Regions from separate parts of the Homo sapiens genome. Here region 1 is linked to region 2. The links are chromatin contacts, found by Hi-C or POLR2A ChIA-PET in ENCODE. All regions are on one chromosome and are shown on one strand. Each heading gives the region's core, a stretch centred on a gene start or an enhancer-like site at or near the end of the contact. The rest is flanking DNA. Distances are from core to core; before and after follow the strand shown.

What was found. Hi-C counts contacts between places; a loop is a spot of excess contacts on that map. ChIA-PET counts read pairs that join two places held with the same protein, here RNA polymerase II (POLR2A).
Region 1: a loop to region 2 is called in a map of gastrocnemius medialis, with 2.6 times the contacts of the local background. The contact joins the enhancer-like site here to the promoter of ACSF2 in region 2. A Hi-C loop is called at or near these places in 1 of 168 maps with a recorded cell type or tissue (gastrocnemius medialis). POLR2A ChIA-PET finds 5 or more read pairs at or near these places in 1 of 52 experiments (activated CD4-positive, alpha-beta T cell).

The regions. Positions count from the first base shown.
Region 1 is chr17:50,944,546-50,950,079 of GRCh38, forward strand. LOC124904029 (a long non-coding RNA gene) reads right to left here. Exons shown (of 2, transcript XR_007065849.1): 2 at 4,508-5,534. It overlaps LOC124904102, which reads right to left and starts at 625. Exons shown (of 2, transcript XM_047437263.1): 1 at 505-625; 2 at 1-86. The coding sequence starts at 625. RefSeq lists enhancers at 1-203, 204-1,086 and silencers at 37-96, 157-206, 217-276. Within about 2 kb of position 3,891, at least 22 of the 41 ENCODE cell types and tissues checked have a DNase peak (open chromatin) inside an H3K27ac peak, as active enhancers do; they include gastrocnemius medialis, where a contact is called at or near this core.
Region 2 is chr17:50,424,098-50,429,776 of GRCh38, forward strand. ACSF2 (acyl-CoA synthetase family member 2) reads left to right here and starts at 2,121. Exons shown (of 16, transcript NM_025149.6): 1 at 2,121-2,292. The coding sequence starts at 2,165. RefSeq lists an enhancer at 1,653-2,197 and a silencer at 1,934-2,253.

The DNA.
Region 1 (5,534 bases), core at 2,641-5,140, 520 kb after region 2:
GCGGTCGGGCCGGGGAGGGCAGTAATCAAGCCGGCCCGGCGGCTGGCGAGGGGCGCGGGTCCAGCGCGCTGCCCTCGGCCGCCGCCCTGAGCGGTTATTTATAACCGCGGGTCGCGTTACCTCCTGACCTTAAGCTGGGGCGGGCGATCCGCAGCGATTAGCATCTATCTCCTCCCCGCCGCCCGCTGCGAACAAACACCCCTCTGTGCGCCCTCCCCCGCCCGCCCCGCGGGAGGCCCTGCAGGAAGCAGGATGTTGACCCGGAGCCTCCCTGCGCTCCTGCGGCGGCCCCGCCACATGTGAGTGGCGGGCGGTGGAGTGCGGGTGGGGGGGAAGCGGGGAGCAGGAGCTACTCGTGTTTGATGGCTTCCCGAGTTGCCAATGTCCTGGTCTATTCTGAGTGACCGCCTTATTTACAATATAGGGCTCCCCAGCCCGTGTCTGCCCAAAGGGGTGCCCTCTCCCAAGCCAGTGGGGGCCAGCCAGCCCTGGTTGGGGCAGCACCTGCACAGGTGGTCCCAGAATCACAGGCTGCAAACCGCATCCTCCAACAGCCAGGCCGTCGTTGCTCGATGGCAGCTGAAGGCCATAGGGGAAGGTGGTTGCGTCGGGGTCCCACAGCCATCCACGGCAGACCCCGGCTCCTGCCTGATGGTTTTTCCCAACGGCTCCCAGAACTCTTGATTCTGGTCTGGAGAAGCCTCATGAAAGGAGGCTGGGGTCGCAAGATTGGCCCATTCATTCAACACATTTTTATTTTATGTATTTATTTTTGAGACAGGGTCTTGCTCTGTCAACCCAGGCTGGAGTGCAGTGGTGGGATCAAAGCTCACTGCAGCCTCAAACTCCCAGGCTCAAGTGAGCCTCCTGCCTCAGCCTGAGTAGCTAGGACTGCAGGTATGTGCCACCATGCCCAGCTAATTGTAAACATTTTTGTAGAGGTCTTGCTATGTTGCCCAAGCTGGTCTTGAACTTCTGGCCTCAAGCGATCCTCCTGCCTTGGCCTCCCAAAATGTTGGGATTACAGGCATGAGCCACTGCACGCCAGGACCATTCAAAACTTTTTTTTTTTTTTGAGTCGGAGTCTTGCTCTGTCGCCCAGACTGGAGTGCAGTGGTGTGATCTCAGCTCACTGCAACCTCCGCCTCCTGGGTTCAAGCAATTCTGCTGCCTCAGCCTCCTGAGTAGCTGGGACTACAGGTGCCCACCACCATGCCTGGCTAATTTTTGTATTTTTAGTAGAGATGGGGTTTCACCATATTGGCCAGGCTGGTCTCGAACTCCTGACCTTGTGATCCATCCACCTTGGCCTCCCAAAGTGCTAGGATTACAGGCATAAGCCACGTTGCCCAGCCTCAACAGCTTTTTTTTAAGGCACCTACTAGGTGCCAGGCACCTTTCCAGGCAAAAATCCTTATCCTGTGGAGCTGACAGTCCAAGGGAAAGAGAGTCCTTCCCTGGAGCCTAGGGCCCCATGATGGAGCCACAGTCTAGGCAGTTGCTGAGGGCCCTGATGGGTGAGTCTTAGGGAGGGAGACTGAGGCAGGGAGTGGGAGGGCCAGGCTTGTAGTGCATTGTGGGACTGCAGCCTGCGCTGGGTATTTGCTGAGCAAGGCCAAGGCTATGTGAGACACTAACATCCTGAGCCTGTGAAGGCTGAGGCCCAACAGTGGGTGTGCCCCCTGCCTAGCTTCAAATGACCTTGCACCCAGGGCAGAGGGTGAAAAGCTCACCCAGTCTTGGGCGTCATCCTGGAAGAACTCATGGAAGAGGACCCACTGAGTCAGGACATTTGAGGAGCGCATTGAGGGCGGAGGGAGCCTGGGCTGCCCGCCTTTCTGCCACGCTCTCAGACACTTGGAGGCGCTTGGGAGGAGTTTGCCTGTGTGACGTGACCAGCCCCTGACCACTCCTTGCCTTCTCTGGGCCTCAGTTTCCACAAATGAGCAGTGAAGGGGTTGGCTGAGATGAGGCGTTTCAAGTCTGGCCGCCTGTGCCTCTGATCTAGAGACCCCCCCCAGGCCAGAGACCCTCCCACCAGAGCCTGGCTCAGGCCAGGTGCATCTGCCTGATGCAGCCCAAGAGGCTGGGCCATGGTGGACCAGGAGTAGCTGTGGCCGTGGGTAGCTGGTGGTGCCCAACAGCTCACACCAGCGTATGAGGGAGTGGCACATACACATATGTGTGGGAGTCTGGTGTGCTGGGTGTGCCTCAGTAGGTAGGTGGCTGCCCAGGGGAGTGTGTGCTTGGCATGTGTTTACGAGGGGTGTAAGGAGTGTCTGCAGCAAGTGTGTAGGGGGTGGGCCACATGTGTGTAGGTCAGGTATGTATAGTTGGGGTGTGGGCGGATATTGGAGGAGTGTCTTAGTGGTCAGGGGGAGGCTTGAGGCAGGGGAGGAAGGCCTGGAGGGGCCACTCCCTCACTCTGCAAACCCCCCTCTGGCCACATGGTCAGCCTGTGGCCGATGCGCCCTGACCAGTCAATGAACTCAGGGTCTGGAAGAGTCAGCGGCTTTTCCAACCTCTTTGCCAAATGGGATGTCAGCATGGGGGCAGGGGTGGTGGGGGTGCAGGCTGGGGAAGGTGGCAATGACTTCATGACCAGACTACTGAGCAGGTGGGGAGAGGGGGCAGGGCGCTGGAGGCCGGCTGGGTGGGGGATCCACTCTGGGTGGGGAGGCAGCCCAGGCTCATGCTTCCTCAGGACCGCTGGATTCCCTTTGTGGGGAGGACCTCCTGGAGGGTCTGCAGGGGGCTCCCTTGGACTGAAAACCCTCCAGGGACTGTTGCATGGGGTCCCAATAAGCTAACAACAGCCCTGGAAGGTAAGGCCTCTTGTCCCTATTTGACAGATGAGGAAACTGAGGCTGGGAGAGGCAGCCACACAGCTAGAGTGAATGGTGAACTGGACTAGGAACATGGGTGGGCGTGTTTCCCACACTGCCCCACAGTGACACAGCGGGGGCGGGGACAGCCCTTAAAATCCGATCCTCCGCGAACACCTTGAATCCTCAAACCTCCATCCATCCAAAAGGGGCTCCGCCTTGGGGAGGCCCTTCGCACACTTCTCTACAATTTGAGGGGCCGTCGGCTGCAATAACCACATAGTGGGGCCACTACAAGTCAACAGAAGCAGACCCTCTCTCCAAAAACACAGCAGACCCTGTCTCCAACACAGACTAGGCCTAGTTCCGACTTCCAGAATGCCGTGGTCCAGCCCTGGCATTGCTGACTCATGGGGTCAGGCTGGCGTTGCTCCTCTGTGGGGCTGGAGGGGCCCCAGATCACAGACCTGGGGGTGGGTGTGAGCACTGTCTTCGTACCCAGAGGCTGAGGTCAGCTTTTGGGCTGCTCTTTCTTCAGCCATTTACTAGTTTCCCATCGTAATAATAACTACCCCTACCTAAGCTTTATAGCTCAGCAAGGACTTTCACAAACATTCTGTCACTCACACCACCCTTGCACCAGCCCTGTGATGAGGAGTTAATATGCCCATTTTATAGAACAAGAAGCTGAAGCTCAAGGAAGGAGGTTCTGGGACTCATCTCAGATCCCATGGCCAGGAAGCGGTGGCCACTCTGGAATTCTTGACCCTGCCCAGACCAGCACCTTCCACAGCAGAGACCCCCTCCAAGGAGCGGGCGACGTGTGACTTCCCCATGGGTGGACTCTGGGCTGCAGTGATCGGCTAGCGGTGCCATCTTTAGTCTGGGAGCTGTGTGAAGCCTGCTCCCCACCTTCCCCCTCCTGCAAATATTGGGGGAGGGGCATGGAGGACAGGAAGATAGAAGCAAAAGTGGCAGTGACCGGTGCATGAGAGATTGGGAGATACGTGCTGGGGAGGGGTTCCCCGGAGCAGAGCTGGCTGCCCTTGGCACTGGGCCCAGGCGGAGGAGTGGCAAGACCAACAGTTCCTGGAGCACAAGTCCCTCAGCCGGTGCCCAGTGCCAGCCATCGCCATGTTCTCATCTGCCAGCAGCAAAATGAGAAAAATAAGGACAATATAGTGAGGTTTTACTAAAGCTAGGTTTACTCAATCCAAAAGACTGTCCTTTTATCTGAGCTTTGTATTTTCAATCGTGTGTGTGTCTGTGTGTGTGTGTCTGTGTCTGTGTGTGTCTGTGTGTGTGAGCACAAAAGGACCTTTCCTTTGACATTTCCTTTTAATGACCTCAAACTCAGCAAAATAAAAAAACTGGTGACTAGCTGGTGTGGTGGCTCATGCCTGAAATCCCAGCACTTTGGGAGGCCGAGGTGGACAGATCGCTTAAGGCCAGTAGTCTGAGACCAGCCTGGCCAACATGGTGAAACCCCATCTCTACTAAAAATACAGAAATTAGCTGGGTATGGTGGCGGACGCCTGTAATTCCAGCTACTCGAGAAGCTGAGGCACAGGAGTCGCTTAAACCTAGGAGGCGGGGGTTGCAGTGAGCTGAGATGGCACCACTGCGCTCCAGCCTGGGTGACACAGCGAGGCTCTGTCGCAAAAACAAAACTGGTGACGACGTCAGATCCTAAATTTTTTTATTTTTTTGAAATGTTAGTGATGTGAGAAATCCGAAAGGCTGAGACCCACTGGGCTAGCTTGTACGTGGCTCTGGGTGAAACCTGGCACAGGGGGGCAATGTTTTTTAATTGAGGGATGAATCTAAACAGCTGGAAGCTTCTCCCGGGGGGAGGAGGGGCTGGGTTCTTGCCCAGACTCAGCCCCTGAGGCCCCAGCCTAGGCATCCCCAGGAAACCTGAGCAGAAGGAACATTCACGTAACTGTACTGGGAATTCTGAGAAGGGCCTAGGGGCCAGTTCCCCATGCCACACACCCTCTGCTCATCCCTGACCGGGAGCCGCGAGGCAATCTTCCCTTAAACCCCACCTCGGCCTCCCCCAGCACCCCCAAGGCTGGTTCCAAAATAGTCCAGGCCCTTGGAGGAGACATCATGGGTCGGGCTGGCTGCCTGTCCCGAGAGGACATGGCAATAACGCTGTGGCCGAATATAGAGGGACAGTAGACGCTGACAGGGGCCCTGGGGCCTGGGAGCCTCGCAGGTTCCACGGTGCCTGCTCCACCCCCATCCCTTCTGAGCCCTGCACCCCCTAACCTGGACAGCTGGGAGGCTGGCGCCCCTCTCCTGGCCCAGCCCGGCCCACCTGGGGACAGGTCCGAACAAGCCCAGGTAGAACAGGAGGCCGGCCTAGGAGGGCCCAGGGCCTGGGCTGGGCATGAGCTTGGGGCCACCTCTCTCTAGGGACTCAAAGCATTTTATAAGCTTAACTTCCCACAGGACATCCCGAGATCAGGAGACCAAGAGGAACCGGGGTGTCTGCTGCAGAGCCACTCCTGCTCTCTGTTCTCAGCTTCCGAAGGAGAACAGGGCCATAAAGCTGGGGTGTGGGAGGCTGAGAGGAGAGCAGGAAGCCAGTCCAAACCCCAATAAACTGCTGGTTGAATCGAATCACAAATAATTAGTCCCGATGGCCAAGACTGCCTCCACCCTCCTCTCCTGGGAATTAAAAGTCAAAGGGCAGAGCTGCTG
Region 2 (5,679 bases), core at 871-3,370:
CGGACTTCCACCAGCCGTCTTGACTTTCTCCCAGCCCTCCTCCCCATCCACAGAACCAGTGCCTACCAGGGCTTTGCACAAATAAAACAATTCTCCCTCCTAAAAAAGGTTTGCAATTCCTACACAGAGGAAGGTCTTAGAGTGAAGACACAAGAGGAAGGAGAGGATGGAAAAAGAAACAATCACTGAAAACTGGCCGACTACCAGTTCTGTGCCACCTACTCAATTCTTACCCAGCCCTCTGCGTGAAGTTGGTATTATTATCCCCATTTGACAGATAACGAGGCTGGAGAGGCCCCGTGACTTGCCCAAAGCCACAAAGAGACTACTGGCAGAGCTTTGGCCTATGTTTAAGAAGCTGAACCTCTTTGGGATTCAGTTTCTTCATCCATAAAAACAAAGACACATTCCAAGCCATGCCTGTTCCTTGCAGGGTGTTTGTGAGGGTCAGAGAAAATGTCCTTGAAGAGCCTGGCATGTACAAGATACCCTGAAACTGATGGCTATGATGCCACGGCCTGTGCACCTAGGAAGAGTCAGGAAAGCCCAGTGTCTTGAAAAGCCGAGGCTGGAGCAAAGTTCAAGGAGGAACTCACTTCTCTCCCACTCTAGGACTGACCCTCAAACTAGCCAGAAGAGTGGAAGGACCTACAAGATCAGTACCCACCCCACACTTCATAGGCCAAGAGAGGGACAGTGGTTTACCCAGGGTCACCCAGCATGCTAGAGGCTAAGCCTGCCAGCCACGGCTGGGAACCCAGACTTGTGAATGCCCCAGCCCTCCACATTCCCTGGTCCGCTATCAAAGACAGTTAGTCTAATTAGGAAAGCACACCCTTGCAGGCCCAGCCTCCGGTGATCTCTTTGTTCCTCTGTCTCTTCCTGCCCCAACCCCACAGAAACTGAAGTGTGGGGACCCTCCCTAGGAACCGGGGTTCCAGGGAGGATTTGAGGTCACGCTCAAGATCATAAAGAGGCCCAGCATGGACTCCTTCTCATGACCCAAGTGGAGCCAGAGTTCCCAGATAAGGGCAAAGGTCACCTCAGGCCAGGCTCCACTCTCAGCCACCCCTTCTGCCTGGCAGGGTTTACTTCATCTCCTCCAGTCAGGAGAGGGGAGGTCACACTGCCAGGGCCTTTGCCCCATTCTTCTCCAGCTCCTTCTCTAGAGGAAGAGTCATGGCTAGGCCGAGGCAGTGTGGACCTGGAACAGGTATAAACTGTGCTACTCTTTGGTGCCCAGTGCCACTTTTCCTAGCCAGGACCAGAGCTATCACCTTCTCTGTCCCGCAGCTCTGCCCAGGTCTTAGTACCCCACTCACCCCTGGGCCTCAGGAACCCTAAGGAGGGGCATAGGGTTGCTTTCCATTCACACCTGGGGCAGCACAGGGAACTGTGCCACAGGCCCCAAGACAGGCAGATGGAGGATGAAATACACAGGTCCCAGTCCCTGAGGCCACCTTACGTGTCCGGCCCCCAACCCTGTGCAGAAGGTCAAGGCAGAGGCGCCGAGGAGGGATGGGAGGATGCCTCCTGTGAGATGGGGTACAACTGGTGTTCCTTCTGAAGCTGACATCTGGCCTCAGCTGGGACTCTGGCGCCAGCGGGCCCGCAGGGGGCTCACCCGCGACACCCTTTGTTCTGGCTGCCTCCCCAACCCCGCGGGGCCCTCTGCTCCAGCTGGCATGCCTCAAGGACGCTTCGCGCCTGCTCCTTTGGCCCCCGGCTCGCAAGTAGCGGGGCCAGCACGTGACCCGAGGGGGCAGGGGATGGATGGATCTTGACCTTGCCATCTGGCCCCTCACGGATGTGCTGCTGGCTCTCCCTCTAGGAAATCAACAAATTTTTGCGCTTCTAACATCCAGGCCCCTGAGGATGGTCGCGAGGAAGATCTGTTTCGGACTGCAGCTGGGGCCTTCGGATCCAGAGGAAACCAGGGCTATTCTTCGAGGGTGGGAGGGGGAGGGCCGCGGGGTCGGAGGGGAAGGTGGCCCCGCGCGAAGTCGCCGCCGCCGCGCCCCGCCCCGCCCCGCCGGCGGAGACCGAATCCGCCGCACCCCATAGGCAGAGGCCACCCTCCCCGCCTCCCCGCCCGCTGCGCGCCCGCCCCGCCCCGGCTCACTTTAAAAGTTTACTCGGGCCGGGACGCAGGGCAAAGCGAGCCATGGCTGTCTACGTCGGGATGCTGCGCCTGGGGAGGCTGTGCGCCGGGAGCTCGGGGGTGCTGGGGGCCCGGGCCGCCCTCTCTCGGAGTTGGCAGGAAGCCAGGTTGCAGGGTGTCCGCTTCCTCAGGTACTGGCCCCCCGCGGGAAGAGAGGGGGCGGGGCAGTTCCCCGGGAGAGGAACTTGGAGGTCCCGGCGAGCTTCGGAAGCCCCACCTCTGGACGAGTGCACTGGGGGGAAGGTACCCGCCCCTCCCCCGCCCCCCGCCAGCACCTAGGCAATAGGAAAAGCTGGCTTGGCCTGGTGGACTTGGGTGGGGAGGGGGCTTTGGTTGGTGGCTGCAGTGACTTCGAGTTCTGGTCCAAGACTCTCGATTCCTTCTCCTTTATGGGCACAGAGGGCAAGGAGTGTGGGCTTTAAGGAGAATATTCCGATGGGGAGGGGCAAGGGCCAAGGCCTGGGCTGTACCCCCAGGACACTGCCTCTGAGTTGGAACCCCTTCATGGGCAAACTTGGGGATCAGCCCCAGTCTCCCCGACCCAGGCCACTAAACTTAGCAGTCTCCTGTCTCCTCATCAGCTGCTCACTAACATGGCTTTAATTCTTTGCTGCCTACTCCTGGGCCTATTTCCTTCTGTCCTCAGTGCAAGGGGTGGGATGGAAGCTGGCAGGCAGAGGATTTCAGTTCCCAGTAGCTTCACTGCCTCTGCAGCAGCACAGTAAGTAAAGCTGCCTTCCCGGTGTGACCAGTCCTTGGGAGGACCCCGTGAGATGGCAAATGTGAAAGTGCTTGAGACACAGAGAGCAGGCTGCCACTCATGTTATCAGGGCTGTTAGCTTCAGCAGCACCACTGGGGAGCCCTGTGCACTACTGAGCCTGTCCTACCACTCAACTCGGCCAGATACTAAGTCTATGGTCAGGACAGCACTTTCAGCAACATCAGATGGGGTGTGGGCCTGGACATGGAAAAGGGAGAAGTCAGAACAAAGCTGTGTCTCAGAGAACTAGATTTGTTTTTGTTTTTAAAAAGGCTAAGTAGGAAGAGTTGGAGGGACATGCAGACTCCTTTTTGGCTAGAACTCCAAGATCACACTTTCTGAACTTGCTGATTTCTGAATGCTAGAAAGCATGCAATGCCTTAACATCACTCTGCCTAATTTGCTGAGAAAACTAAGTGGATCAAGGCTGGTCAGTAGATGGGATTGAGATGAGGACAGTGGGGTCCTCTTCCCAGTGACCCTGGGAAGTCACTCACTACTTCCCAGGGTCTCCCTAGACAAGTTCGGCCCTCCCCTGACCCCCTAGTCTCTTAAGCCTCTCCTCTGGACTCATGGCTGCCCCCTCAGGCTGGGAGGACTCTGAGGAAAGTTACTTCCCAAAGTGTACATATTTTATCACACTAAATCAGGCCACAGGGGAAGTCTCTCAGCCTACTCTGGCTCAGGAGGCTGCCCAATAGAAAACAAACAAACAAACCAATAAATAAGTAATAAATCAGGCCACATGGCAACATTTCTGACCTTTGACTTTTTTTTATCTATAAACAAAACAGGTCACTTACCTGCTACAGCCCTGGGACCTCTGAGAGCACCAAGCTTCAGAGAAATTCTTATTGCTGTGTCAGGAGGAGACTCATTTATCCAGACAGATGATTTTCTGAGTGTTTGGCCTACTTTCTTTCTGCCCCTTCCACTCCCTTGTGCCTGCACCCTTATTGTCTGACTGTGATGGTTTTACCTGATTTCTCTCCTACTTTCCCCTTCAGAAGCCTCAGGGCTCAGGCCAGGCAAGGTGGTTTATGCCTGTAATCTCAGCACTTTGGAAAGCAGAGGTGGTAGGATCACTTGAGCCCAGGAGTTCAAGGCTGCATTGAGCCGTCATCATGCCACTGCACTCTAGCCTGAGCAGCAGAGCAAAACCTAGACTCAAAAAATAAAAATAAAGGCTGGGTGGGTGGCTCATGCCTGTAATCCCAGCACTTTGGGAAGCCCAGGCAGGCAGATCACTTGAAGTCAGGAGACCGGTTTGGCCAACATGGTGAAACCCCGTTTCTACTAAAAATACAAAAATCAGCCGGGCGTGGTGGCATGTGCCTGTAATACCAGCTACTAGGGTGTCTGAGGCAGGAGAATTGCTCCAACCTGGGAGGCGGTGGTTGTAGTGAGCCAAGACTGCACCTCTGCACTCCAGCCTGGGTGACAGAGGGAGACTCCATGTCAAAAATAAATAAATAAAAATAAAGGCCAAGCATGGTGGCTTATGCCTGTAATCCCAGCACTTTGGGAGGCTGAGGTGGGCGGATCACTTGAGGTCAGGAGTTAGATCAGACTGGCCAACATGGAGAAACCCCATCTCTACTAAAAATATAAAATTAGCCTGGCGTGGTGGCACATGCCTGTAATCCCAGCTACTTGGGAGGCTGAGGCAGGAGAATTACTTGAACCTGGGAAGCGGAGGTTGCACTGAGCTGAGATTGCACCACTGCACTCCAGTCTGGGTGACAGAGAAAGACTTCATCTCAAAAAAATAAAAATAAAAATGAAAAAAGAAGCCTCAGGGCTGAAACCATCAGCAAACATTCCTGAGAACAGATTCTGCGTCATGCTAGCACATGCTGTGCATATAGAGGCCACAGAACTCAGTCCTCACCCTGCCAGGAACTTGCAGCCTCGTAGGAGGAGAAATAAATCAAGGTGAGCACTATTCGGTGTTGCAAGTGCCATGGTGAGGAATGCGCTTGGACTTTCGTCCTCTGTTTTCTCCGATCTGCTCACACACAGCCTGCTTTCCTGTTGCCCAACACCCAGGCCTATTACTTACCAGACCCTGGTTTTGCCTGAGAGAAAAGAGCAAGGGCTTTGAAGTTAGACTATCCTGGATGACAGCCCTGGGTCCTCTCCCTGTTGGTTGTATGACCTCGGGCATGTTATCTAACCTCTGAGCTAGTTAGTTCATTACTTACTACCTTCTTGCTGTGTTGTTGGGCTGATGAATAAAACAAGCTTGCTCTTGTTCTCAGCCTTTCCTTTGAGGCAGGGCTGATCCCTGGAAACCCTTGACTGGTGTCTGGGTGGGAATTCTGACTGATTTGAAAGTAGGAGAGGATCCCCTGATTGGTGGCCTCTTTCTGGAACCCAATTATTTCTCCTAGCTGATTGCCAAGATGGTGACTTCCACCCAGCTACATGTCCAGTCCTTGGGTCTGCTGGACGTCCTCCTCTCCGTTTGACGCAGGGCTGTTCAGAGTCTTTCTCTTTTTCTTTTTTTTTTATTTGAGGTGGAATTTCGCTCTTGTTGCCCCAGGCTGGAGTGCAATGGCATGATCTCAGGTCACTGTAACCTCCGCCTCCTGGGTTCAAGCAGTTCTCCTGCCTCAGCCTCCCAAGTAGCTGGGATTACCGGTGTGCGCCACCCGCCCAGCTAATTTTGTATTTTTAGTGGAGATGGGGTTTCACCATGTTGGTCAGACTAGTCTCAAACTCCTGAACTCAAGTAATCCACCTGCCTCAGCCTCC